Regions from separate parts of the Homo sapiens genome. Here region 2 is linked to region 1. Evidence: read pairs that join two places in POLR2A ChIA-PET (ENCODE). Cell type or tissue: HepG2. All regions are shown on one strand. Each heading gives the region's core, and the rest is flanking DNA. Links, peaks and the distances in the headings are about the cores only. Region 1 overlaps LOC124903679 (a long non-coding RNA gene). Region 2 holds the start of PPP4C (protein phosphatase 4 catalytic subunit).

Region 1 (5,364 bases), core at 80-5,079:
GGAAGCAGGAAGAAAGGCTGCGCGGGAAGGTCTGTTCTTCCAAGTCTCCACGGGCTGTATGAAAGGGGAGGCCGGATGGTAATTGTTCTTGCACGTAAGAGCATGGTTTTATTTTATCCTGAAAACACACACTCAGTGCCTTTCAGCTTTCTGTCTTTGTCTAAAACTTGCTTCTTTTCAAGGTCACAAGATCCTCTTCTTCTTCTTCTTCTTTTTTTTTTTTTAGACAGGGTTTCACTCTGTCACCAAGGGTGGAGTGTGGTGGCATGACTATAGCTCACTGTAGCCTCAACCTCCTGGGCTCAGGTGATCCTCCCACCTCAGCTTCCTGAGTAGTTGGGACCACAGGTGCAGGCCAAAACAGCTGGCTTTTTTTTCTTTTCCCCCCTCTTTGTAGTGACTGAGTCTCCTTATGTTGCCTAGGCTGGTCTGGAACTCCTGGGCTGAAGCAATCCTCCCTCCTTTGCCTCCCAAAGTGCTGGGATTACAGGCGTGAGCTCTTTTTTAAATGAAGTTGGTGTCTGTTCTGGGGCAGCACCGTTCATGATTGATTTTCATCCTGTTGTAGGAATTAGGTGATTTAGCACAGCTCTGAACTAACTAGATGTCCAAGTTTGATGCTTTAGTTTGGAATTCCCAGAAAAAGTTTCCCAAATGGAGATTCAGTGCAGAGGAGAGGGAAAATCGTGCATTGTGCACTCTGGAATCAGGCAGTTTTGAGTTCAAATCAGACTCTGACATATACTCAGTTATTAACCTGTTTCTTTCTTTCTTTTTGTTTTTTGGAGATGGAGTCTCACTCTGTCACCCAGGCTGGAGTGCAGTGGCATGACCTCGGCTCACTGCAGCCTCTGCCCACTGGGTTCAAGCAATTCTCCTGCCTCAGCCTCCCGAGTAGCTGGGATTACAAGTGTCTGCCACCATGCCCAGCTAATTTTTCTATTTTTTTTTTTTTTAGTAAAGACGAGGTTTCACCATCTCGGCCAGGCTGGTCTTGAACTCGTGACCTTGTGATCCACCCACCTTCGCTTCTCAAAGTGCTGGGATTACAGGCGTGAGCCACCACACCCGGCCCTGTTTTTTTTTTTTTTTTTTTTTTTTGAGACAGTTTCGCTCTTGTCACCCAGGCTGGAGTCCAGTGGCACAATGTCGGCTCACTGAAACCTCCGCCTTCTGGTTTCAAGTGATTCTCGTGCCTCAGCCTCCCGAGCAGCTGGGATTACAGGCGCCTGCCACCACACCCCGCTAATTTTTTTATTTTTAGTAGAGACAGGGTTTCACCACGTTGGCCAGGCTGGTCTCAGACTCCTGAACTCAAGTGATCCACCTTCCTCGGCCTCCCAAAGTGCTAGGATTACAGGCATGAGCCACTGTGACTGATTTTTTTTTTTTTTTTTTTTGATACGGAGTCTTGCTTTGTTGCCCAGGCTGGAATGCAGTGGCGAGATCTCGGCTCACCACAACCTCTGCCTCCCGGGTTCAAGCGATTCTCCTGCCTCAGCCTCCCGAGTAGCTGGGACTACAGCTGCGTGCCACCATGCCTGGCTAATTTTTGTAGTTTTAGTAGAGATGGGGTTTCACTATGTTAGCTAGGCTTGTCTCAAACTCCTGACCTCGTGATCCGCCCACCTCGGCTTCCCAAAGTGCTGGGATTATAGGCATGAGCCACCGCACCTGGCCATTAACCCGTTTATTGTTGTTGTTGTTTTTTAAGACGGAGCCTCACTCTGTCGCCCAGGCTGGAGTGCAGTGGTGTGATCTCGGCTCACTGCAACCTCTGCCCCCTGGGTTCAAGCGATTCTCCTGCCTCAGCCTCCCAAGTAGCTGGGATTACAGGCGCCCGCCACCACACCCGGCTAATTTTTATACTTTCAGTAGAGAGGGGGTTTCATCACGTTGGCCAGGCTGGTCTTGAACTCCCGACCTTGTAATCCACCTGCCTCGGCCTCCCAAAGTGCTGGGATTACAGGCGTGAGCCACCACGCCTGGCCTAACCCGTTTCTTAATCCATAAAATGGGAATAATATTAACATTCCCTTCACAGAATTGCCCTGAGGTTATAGAGATAAGGTGTGTAAGGAACCTAGCACACAGAAGGCTCTCAGTAAATAGCAGTTATTACTATCATTTTTATCATGTTTCTTATTCTCATGTCTCAAACGTGACCCTCCACCAAAAGTTCTTTTATAGCAGAGTATAAATAATGGAAAAAAATGATATATAGCTTTTTTGTTTCCCCTCCAGACAGTGTCTCACTGTCACCCAGGCTGCAATGCAGTGGCGTGATCATAGCTCACTGCAGCCTCAAGCCTCTGGGCTCACGCTATCCTCCCGCCTTGGCCTCCCAGTGCTGGGATCACAGGCGCGCGCCACCACGCGGGGTCCAGCCTCTCTTCTGAGTGCTGCACATGCATTAATTCATGGAATCCTTACAGCAACCCCTTGCAAGGAAGAAAGCTGTGACTCAGAGAGGTTGAATAACTTGTCCGAGGAGCTCAGCCATGAGGCGGATCGGGGATGGAAACCCAGGCCGTGGGCCCTGCGCGGTTACAGGCATTCAATCCTCCAAATGTCCCCAGAGTGACTAGCGGCCATCATTCGGCCCTTCTCAGGAGGAAAGCGAGCGAACACCTCACGCGGCGACGGCCTCCCGGAGCTGAAGGGGTTATTCCCACTGAGACGCGGTCGCCTCCGCTCCTAGAGAGGCCCACGGAGGGCGCCGCACTTCCGGCCTGGGTCCAGCTTTGGCTCCGGCTCCCGCTCCTGACCTGCTGCTTCCCGGGCTGGCGTCCGGGCCGGCGTCCGGGCCCAGGCGACCGGGGCCTCCGAGCTCAGAGGCAGTGCCGAGGACCGAAGGAGGGGAAGGGATTCCCCAAAGGCATCCCTGACTCCCGAATTCCAGCAAGGGAGAATCAGGCGCTGGGGAGGCAAGGAGAGGGCCGCGGCTCTCCTCGGGGGCCGCGGGGCGCGACTCTTCCAGGACCTCGGCTGCTTTTCCCAGTAAAGCCCAGGCGGCCCGAGGCTGGCCGAGGGAGCGACCCTCTCCTGCCTCTTCTGGAAGGGCCGCTTCCCCGCCCTGCTGTAGACCCCGAGCTCCCTGGGGGAAGGACCCGCTCCTTCCATCCTCCACCCTCCCGAGCACCAGCCTGGGAAGGAGGGGATCCCAGTTCCTCCTTAGAGGCGACTCCTTTATCAAGTCTGATTTAGACATGGGCTCGTCCAAGGTCGTTCAGCAGCGAGTAGCGGAGCTGGGGCTGCACCGAGGAGCTCAGGCCCCACTCCGTGTTGCGGTCAAGACCAGATTTTGGGGTCAGCTTCTCAAACTCAGCACTACCAGCACCAAACTAAACTACCTGGCCCCTCCTCCCGAGAGAGGGTTCATTCTCAATCAAATCGGAACCTCAGTTTTTCTCTCCTGCTTTCCGTCCGCTTCCCTCGTCCTCCCTTGACCATACTTTTATGCTTCATCTTTTCCATCCAACCCGTCTTTCCAGCCCTCCCTCAGCCGTACTGCCGCAAACCTGTGTCGTTGCAACAACCTGCAACCTTGCCTGCCTCTCCCTTTTATTTCACGTGAAACTCCACTACAAGGAGTCCCCAAATCCTTGCCTCAGGCCACCCCTCGTTCCAAAAATACCTTTTAGTGATTTACTCACTGCCTGTGAGTTCAAGTCAAAACTCAGCTTGGCATTCAAGACGATTTGAAACCTGGCTCAAGCCCACCTCTCAAGAGGATTTGAAACCTGGCTCAAGCCTACCTCTCTAACCTGATCTATCTTGGTTCCCTAAGTAGAGGTCACAGATTGGCAGATGCAACTGGGAAATGTGTTTCAACTGGCAAAGAGTGTTTCTTTTCTTTTTCTTTTTCTTTTTTTTATTGGAGCCAATGGCCAGGCGCGATGGCTAAAGCCTGTTATCCCAGCACTTTGGGAGGCTGAGGCAGGCGGATCACTTGAGGTCAGGAGCTCGAGACCAGCCTGGCCAAATGACGAAACTTCATCTCTACTAAAAATACAAAAATTAGCTGGGCATGGTGGCTTATGCCTGTAATTCTAGCACTTTGGGAGGCCGAGGCGGGGGGATCACGAGGTCAGGAGATCGAGACCATCCTGGCTAACACGGTGAAACCTCGTCTCTACTGAAAATACAAAAAAATTAGTCGGGCGTAGTGGCGGGCGCCTGTAGTCCCAGCTACTCCGGAGGCTGAGGCAGGAGAATGGCGTGAACCCGGGAGGCGGAGCTTGCAGTGAGCCGAGATCGCTCCAGCCTCGGCGACAGAGCAAGACTCCGTCTCAATTAAAAAAAAAAAAAAATACAACTTCAAACTCTTGAAGTTATATTGGGAGAAGTAGTTTCCCAAAGAAAGGACAGAGAGGGAAATTGATAGGCATCAAAGGCATCAAGCACCTAGTGTGTGCCAGAGAACGACAGATGCTTTCACATTTTTTTCTTTTTCTTTTTTCTTTTCTTTTCTTTCTTTCTTTCTTTTTTTTTTTTTAGAGATAGGGCCTCATTCTTTCCCCCAGGCTGGAATGCAGTGGTGTGATCATAGCTTACTGTAGCCTCAAACTCCTGGGCTCAAGCAATCTTCTGCCTCAGCCTCCCAAGTAGCTAGGACCATGGACACATGCCACCACATCTGGGTTTTTGTTTTGTTTTTGAGACAGAGTCTCGCTCTGTCACCCAGGCTGGAGTACAGTGGCGCCATCTCCACTCACTGCACGCTCCGCCTCCCGGGTTCACACCATTCTCCTGCCTCAGCCTCCCGAGTAGCTGGGACTACAGGCGCCCGCCACCGCGCCCGGCTAATTTTTTTGTATTTTTTTAGTAGAGACGGGGTTTCACCGTGTTAGCCAGGATGGTCTCTATCTCCTGAGCTCGTGATCCACCCACCTCGGCCTCCCAAAGTGCTGGGATTACAGGCATGAGCCCCACGCCCGGCCTGGTTTTTGTTTTTTTTTGTTTGTTTTGTTTTGTTTTTTTTAATTAATTTTTTGGCTGGGCCGGGTTGCTGAAGCCTGTAATCCCAGCACTTTGAGAGGCTGAGGTGGGTGGATAGCTTGAGGTCAGGAGTTCGAGACCAGCCTGGCCAACATGGTGAAACCCCGTCTCTACTAAAAATACAAAAAAATTAGCCAGGTTGGGTGGCACATGCCTGTAGTCCCAGCTACTCAGGAGGCTAAGGCAGGAGAATCGCTTGAATCCAGGACGTAGAGGTTGCAGTGAGCTAAGATCGCACCACTGCACTCCAGCCTGGGCAACAGAGTGAGACCCTGTCTCAAAAAAAATTAATTAATTAATTTTTTGTAGAGACAGGGTCTCGCTCTGTTACCCAGGCTGGTCTCAAACTCCTGACTTCAAGTG
Region 2 (5,364 bases), core at 145-5,144, 730 kb before region 1:
AGAAGCAGAGAACGTCATATACCAGTTTGGGGGATTTGGACTTTTATTTATTTATTTATTTTGAGACGAAGTCTCGCTCTGTAGCCCAGGCCGGAGGGCAGTGGCACGATCTGGGCTCACTGCAACCTCTGCCTCCCGGGTTCAAACCGATTATCCTGCCTCAGCCTCTCCAGAGTAGCTGGGATTACAGGTGCACGCTACTGCACCCGGCTAATTTTTTGTATTTTTAGTAGAGACGGGGTTTCACCATGTTGGCCAGGCTGGTCTTGAACCCCCAATCTCAGGTAATCCGCCTGCCTTGGCCTCCCAAAGTGCTAAGATTACAGGCGTGAGCCACCATGCCTGGCCTGGACCTCTTAATTTTATGATAATCTGAGTTCCCGAAAGAGTAATTGATAGAAAAAAAAACTACACCTGAGGACACAACTTTCTGAGTTCAAATTTCTTTTTTTTTGAGACAGCATTTCACTCTGTTGTCCAAGCTGGAGTGCGGTGTCACAATTTCGGCTCACTGCAACCCCCGCCTCCTGGGTTCAAGCGATTCTCCTGCCTCAGCCTCCCAGGTAGCTGGGACTACAAGCGCATCACCAAACCTAATTATTATTATTTTTTATTTTTTAGGATAGACAGGGTTTCACCATGTTGGTCAGGCTGATCTTGAATTCCTGACCTCAGGTGATCCACCTGCCTCGGCTGCCCAAAGTGCTGGGATTACAGGTGTGAGCCACCACACACAGCCAGGTTCAAATTTCTTTCTTTTTTTTTTTTGAGACAGAGTCTCGCTCTGTTGCCCAGGCTGGAGTCCAGTGACGCAATCTTGGCTCGCTGCACGCTCTGCCTCCTGGGTTCACGCCATTCTCCTGCCTCAGCCTCCCAAGTAGCTGGGACTACAGGCGCCCGCCACCACGCCCAGCTATTTTTTTGTATTTTTAGTAGAGACGGGGTTTCACTATGTTAGCCAGGATGGTCTCGATCTCCTGATCTCGTGATCCGCCCGCCTCAGCCTCCCAAAGTGCTGGGATTACAGGCGTCAGCCACCGCGCCCAGCCCAAGTTTCTTATTCTTTTTGTTTATAGACTGGGTCTCACTCTGTTGCCCAGCCTGGTCTTGAACTCCTGGGCTTAAGTGATTCGCCTCGGCCTCCCAAAGTGCTGGGATTACATGCTTGAGCCACCACACCTAGCCCCGGATTCAAATTTCAGTGTAACATCCCCAATCCACTGTTATACAAGCAATGAACAAGTTATTTAACCCCTCTGAGCCAGTTTCCTCCTCTTAAAAAAGGCACAAAACTTAATAGAAAGCAACTAAGAAGCCAGGCACGGTGGCTCAAGCTGGTAATCCCAGCACTTTCCGAGGCCGAGGAGAGTGGATCACCTGAGGTCAGGAGTTCGAGACCAGCCTGACCAAAATGGTGAAACCCCGTCTCTATTAAAAATGCAAAAATTAGCTGGGCGTGGTGACGGGTGCTTGTAATCCCAGCTACTCAGGTGGCTGAGGCAGGAGAATTGCTTGAACCCAGGAGGCGGAGGTTGCGGTTTGCCAAAATCGCTCCACTGCACTCCCGCCTGGGCGACAAGAGCAAGGAAGGCTCTGTCTTAAAAAAATAAATAAATGAAAATACAAAAATTAGCCAGGCGTCGTGGCACATGCCTGTAATCCCAGCTACTTGGGAGGCTGAGGCAGGAGAATCGCTTGAACCTGGGAGGCGGAGGTTGCAGTGAGCCGAGATTGTGCCACTGCACTCCAGTCGGGGTGAAAAAGCAAGACTCCGTCTCAAAAAAAAAAAAAAAAAAAAAAAAAGAGGCCGGGCACGGTGGTACACGCCTGTGGTACAGCACTTTGGGAGGCTGAGGCAGGTGGATCATGAGGTCAGGAGATCGAGACCATCCTGGCTAACACGGTGAAACCCCGTCTCCACTAAAAAATACAAAAAAATTAGCCGGGCCTGGTGGCGGGCGCCTGTAGTCCCAGCTATTCAGGAGGCAGAGGCAAGAGAATGGCGTGAACCCGGGAGGCGGAGCTTGCAGTGAGCCGAGATGGCGCCACTGGACTGCAGCCTGGGCGACAGAGCGAGAGAGTGAGACTCTGTCTCAAAAAGAAAAACGGAAGCAACTAAGAAATGTCAAGAGTGCCATTTTGGAATCAGAGAAGTCATGCTGACTGAGGCACAGGCTTGGCGTGGGAAAAGTGGACTCCAATCTGTTAACTTCTGAAGTTGTCCACGGCAAATATTTCTCTGACGGCACAGGAAGAGATCTGAACTTGGCTTCCCTCATCCATTGAACAAGTATTAACAAGTATCTATATATGCCTACCGTGCCAGGCCTTATTCTAACCACTGGGGCTGCAATATTTAAAAAGACAAAGTTGGATCCTCCAAGGACTGTGGTGGGGAAGGCTGACAAAACAAGTAACAAAAATGTGTAACATTAAAAAAAAAGTGTAATGTTAAAAAAAAAAAGTGTAATAAAGTTACAAAGCCTAGCCCCAGCTCGGCTTGTTTCCCTAGCTGAAATGGGGGATGGCCGGGCGCGGTGGCTCACGCCTGTAATCCCAGCACTTTGGGAGGCCCGAGGCGGGAAGATAGCTTGTGCCCAGGAGTTCGAGGTCACAGTGACCTATGATAGCCCCACCGACTCCAGCCTGAGCGATAGAGCGAGACCCTGTCTCTAATTTAGAAAAAAGAAAGTTGTGGCCGGGCGCGGTGGCTCACGCCTGTAATCCCAGCACTTTGGGAGGCCGAAGGGTGGTGGTGGGTGGGGGCGCGGATCACCTGAGGTAGGGAGTTAGAGACCAGCCTGACCAACATGGAGAAACCCCGTCTCTATTAAAAATACAAAATTAGCCCAGCGTGGTAGCGCATGCCTGTAATCCCAGCTACTCAGGAGGCTGAGGCAGGAGAATTGCTGGAACCCGGGAGGCGGAAGTTGCGGTGAGCCGAGTTCGTGCCATTGCACCCCGGCCTGGGCAACAGCAAAACTCCGTCTCAAAAAAAGAAAAGACAGTTGTTTAAACATTTTTATGAAATGATATGGGAGGGGACTGGTCTAGGGTTTCTAATAGCCTCCACATCGCCCAGCGGCAGAGCCCACAAAACTGCCACTGGCCGCCACCGGGTTCCTCCACCTCCTTCCCGATCTCAGGCTGGAGAAGTGGTGCAGGGGTCGCTGCGAAAGGAGAGGAGCGTGTATGACGCCACATCCGGCGCGCGGCGGAACTGGCCTCCTTTGCTTCCGCGGCGGGGCCGGAAGTAGGAGCGGCGGCGGCGGCGGCGGCGGCGGTCGAAAGCGGAGTGAAAGAGGGAGGCAGGGAGCCGGAGAGCCGGAACCGGAGTCGCAGCGGCGGTAATAGTGCGAGACTCCTCTAAGTCACCGTCCTTAGCGCGGGACCGCGGGGTTCGACGGGAGTTAGCGGGGGTGCGGCCAGGCCGTTGGACGCCGGGGGGTCCTGGGGCCGATGTGAGGGGAGGCGGGGGTGGGGGAGCCGGGCCGGCTCTAGAATCGAGTTGTCCGCTCCGAGCCCCGGACGGACACTGATCCGCGGGCTCGTCTTGGCCTTTCCCAGGAGACCCCTGTGCGGTGCGGAGGGGGCGGCGGCCCCGACTCTGACCCGCGCCGGGGGTGGGCCATGGCGGAGATCAGCGACCTGGACCGGCAGATCGAGCAGCTGCGTCGCTGCGAGCTCATCAAGGAGAGCGAAGTCAAGGCCCTGTGCGCTAAGGCCAGGTGAGCTCGTTGGCCCTGGGGAAGGGAGGCCAAGCCGCCGCCCACGGGTTCTGGCCTGGGGCAAACCCAACTGAGAACTTTGGGCTTGCCTCGTTCTGGAAGCTTTCCCAGAGAGGAGCAGGATGGAGCCGCTGCCCTCGAGGAAAAGCTAGCCTGCTCGGGGAAGACAGAGTGGATAAAGACACTTAAAGTTTATTAGACGATGTGTTTCCAGTGGAGTAAGAGTGTTACATAAAGTACTTAGGAAACTCAAGGAAACAAGTCCATCTGTCGGGGGACGGAAGCTTGTTGGAGGGGGGCCGAACTGTGGGAGAGGCCTCGAATAAGGAGGTGGTAAAAGAGTCAGCCAAAAACCAAAAGTTTAAGACAGGAAAGTTAAAGACCCTGTGATTTATAAAAGTCTTCTAATTACAACAACCCTTAAAGATTGGTGGTATTGTACTCATTTTACAGGTGGGAACTTTCATGTTCAAAGTTACCCACAAGTAAGGAATGGGGTCTGAAGCCAGCTCTTAGTGTCCTGTCCTTTTTCAGGCCATAATGCAAAAAGGTGGAGTTGGATCATTCACGTTCAGGGTGGGAGCCTGAGAAATCGTAGCAAGTAAGCCAGGGTAGAATTAAGCACGATAGGGAGGCCAGTTCAGAGTTCTGTGGGAAGTAGGATGATGTAGTGGTTAAGGCTCTAGGTTTTGCAGTGTGAGATGGCTCTAGGTTTGAATCTGAACTCTGCCGCTTTCTAGCTGTGTTAGTAATCTTAAGTGTCTTTATTTGTAAAGCAGAATTAATAGTACTTAATAAGATGATTGTGAAGATTCAGTGAGTTGGTGCTGGAGATGAGGTTAGCACAGTGTTTTGGTACAGCATACGTGCTTGATAATCACCAGGTATTCTATTTCTTTTGGAAGAGGGCAATAATGAGATGGGCTAAAGCCATCAGGGAGGGCTTTTGAGTGGAGGTAGGCCTTGAAGGATGAAGATAATTTGGCTAGCTGATGGAGGCAGGGCCAGTGAGGGAAGGGCATTCCAAGCAGGACGAATGTAACAGTGGAGGCCCTGAGATGCGTGGGGAACAGTCAGGGGTTTAATTACCTGCCTCCTCTGGGGAACTGTGTGATTGTGGCTTCTACCAGGCTGGAGAATTGTGGCAGAAGAGCCCACAGAATTACCCTACGTTTATTGAACAGTAAACATTGGCCTTTACAGGGCCACTATTTGGCCTGGCCCGGTACTGGCAAAAAACTTCTATCCATCTCTTCCCCCCAGCAATCCTATGAGGTTGGAATCATTTGCTGCATTTTATCGAATAGGAAGCCATGACTCGTAGAGGTCTGGTGACTTAACTGAGGTCACCCACTGAGGACGTGGCAGAGCTGGGTCCTGAATCTGTGGCCCTCAGGCTCTTTGCCTGGCCCTGCCTCACATAGACTACCTGCAGCCAGACAGGGCCTGTGAGGGGATGATGAGCAGGGTCGGCCTCTTTTTCGCCACCTGTCTGTGGCTTTTCTCTTTTGCCAGCTGACCAGACCAGCCCCATGGTGTTTTTAGTTGTCCCCTTTCCCTCAGTCCTGATTGGCATTTTTAGGAACTTAAACCTGTTGTTGCCTGGCACTATTCTTTAACCTCGAAGTATTGTCTC

Evidence for each region. ChIA-PET counts read pairs that join two places held together with the same protein. Peaks named below come from ENCODE experiments on the same cell type or tissue, not always from the same donor. Only the 100,000 strongest peaks of a DNase experiment are listed, where the experiment ranks them.
Region 2: POLR2A ChIA-PET joins it to region 1 with 6 read pairs; 1 of 35 experiments calls an interaction of 5 or more read pairs at or near these places.

The regions. Positions count from the first base shown.
Region 1 is chr16:30,802,886-30,808,249 of GRCh38, forward strand. All of the region lies in intron 1 of LOC124903679 (a long non-coding RNA gene), which reads left to right. Among named protein-coding and RNA genes, the nearest start is that of ZNF629, 18 kb to the left of the region's middle. RefSeq lists silencers at 2,563-2,622, 2,763-2,852. In HepG2, for the core only: a CTCF peak has its summit at 2,707; DNase peaks (open chromatin) are centred at 2,716 and 3,346; H3K4me3 peaks cover 2,424 bases.
Region 2 is chr16:30,072,748-30,078,111 of GRCh38, forward strand. It overlaps PPP4C (protein phosphatase 4 catalytic subunit), which reads left to right and starts at 3,247. Exons shown (of 9, transcript NM_002720.3): 1 at 3,247-3,347; 2 at 3,568-3,728. The coding sequence starts at 3,631. RefSeq lists enhancers at 1,969-2,148, 3,771-3,860 and a silencer at 3,521-3,660. In HepG2, for the core only: no CTCF peak of the experiment used is centred there; a DNase peak (open chromatin) is centred at 3,194; H3K4me3 peaks cover 2,727 bases.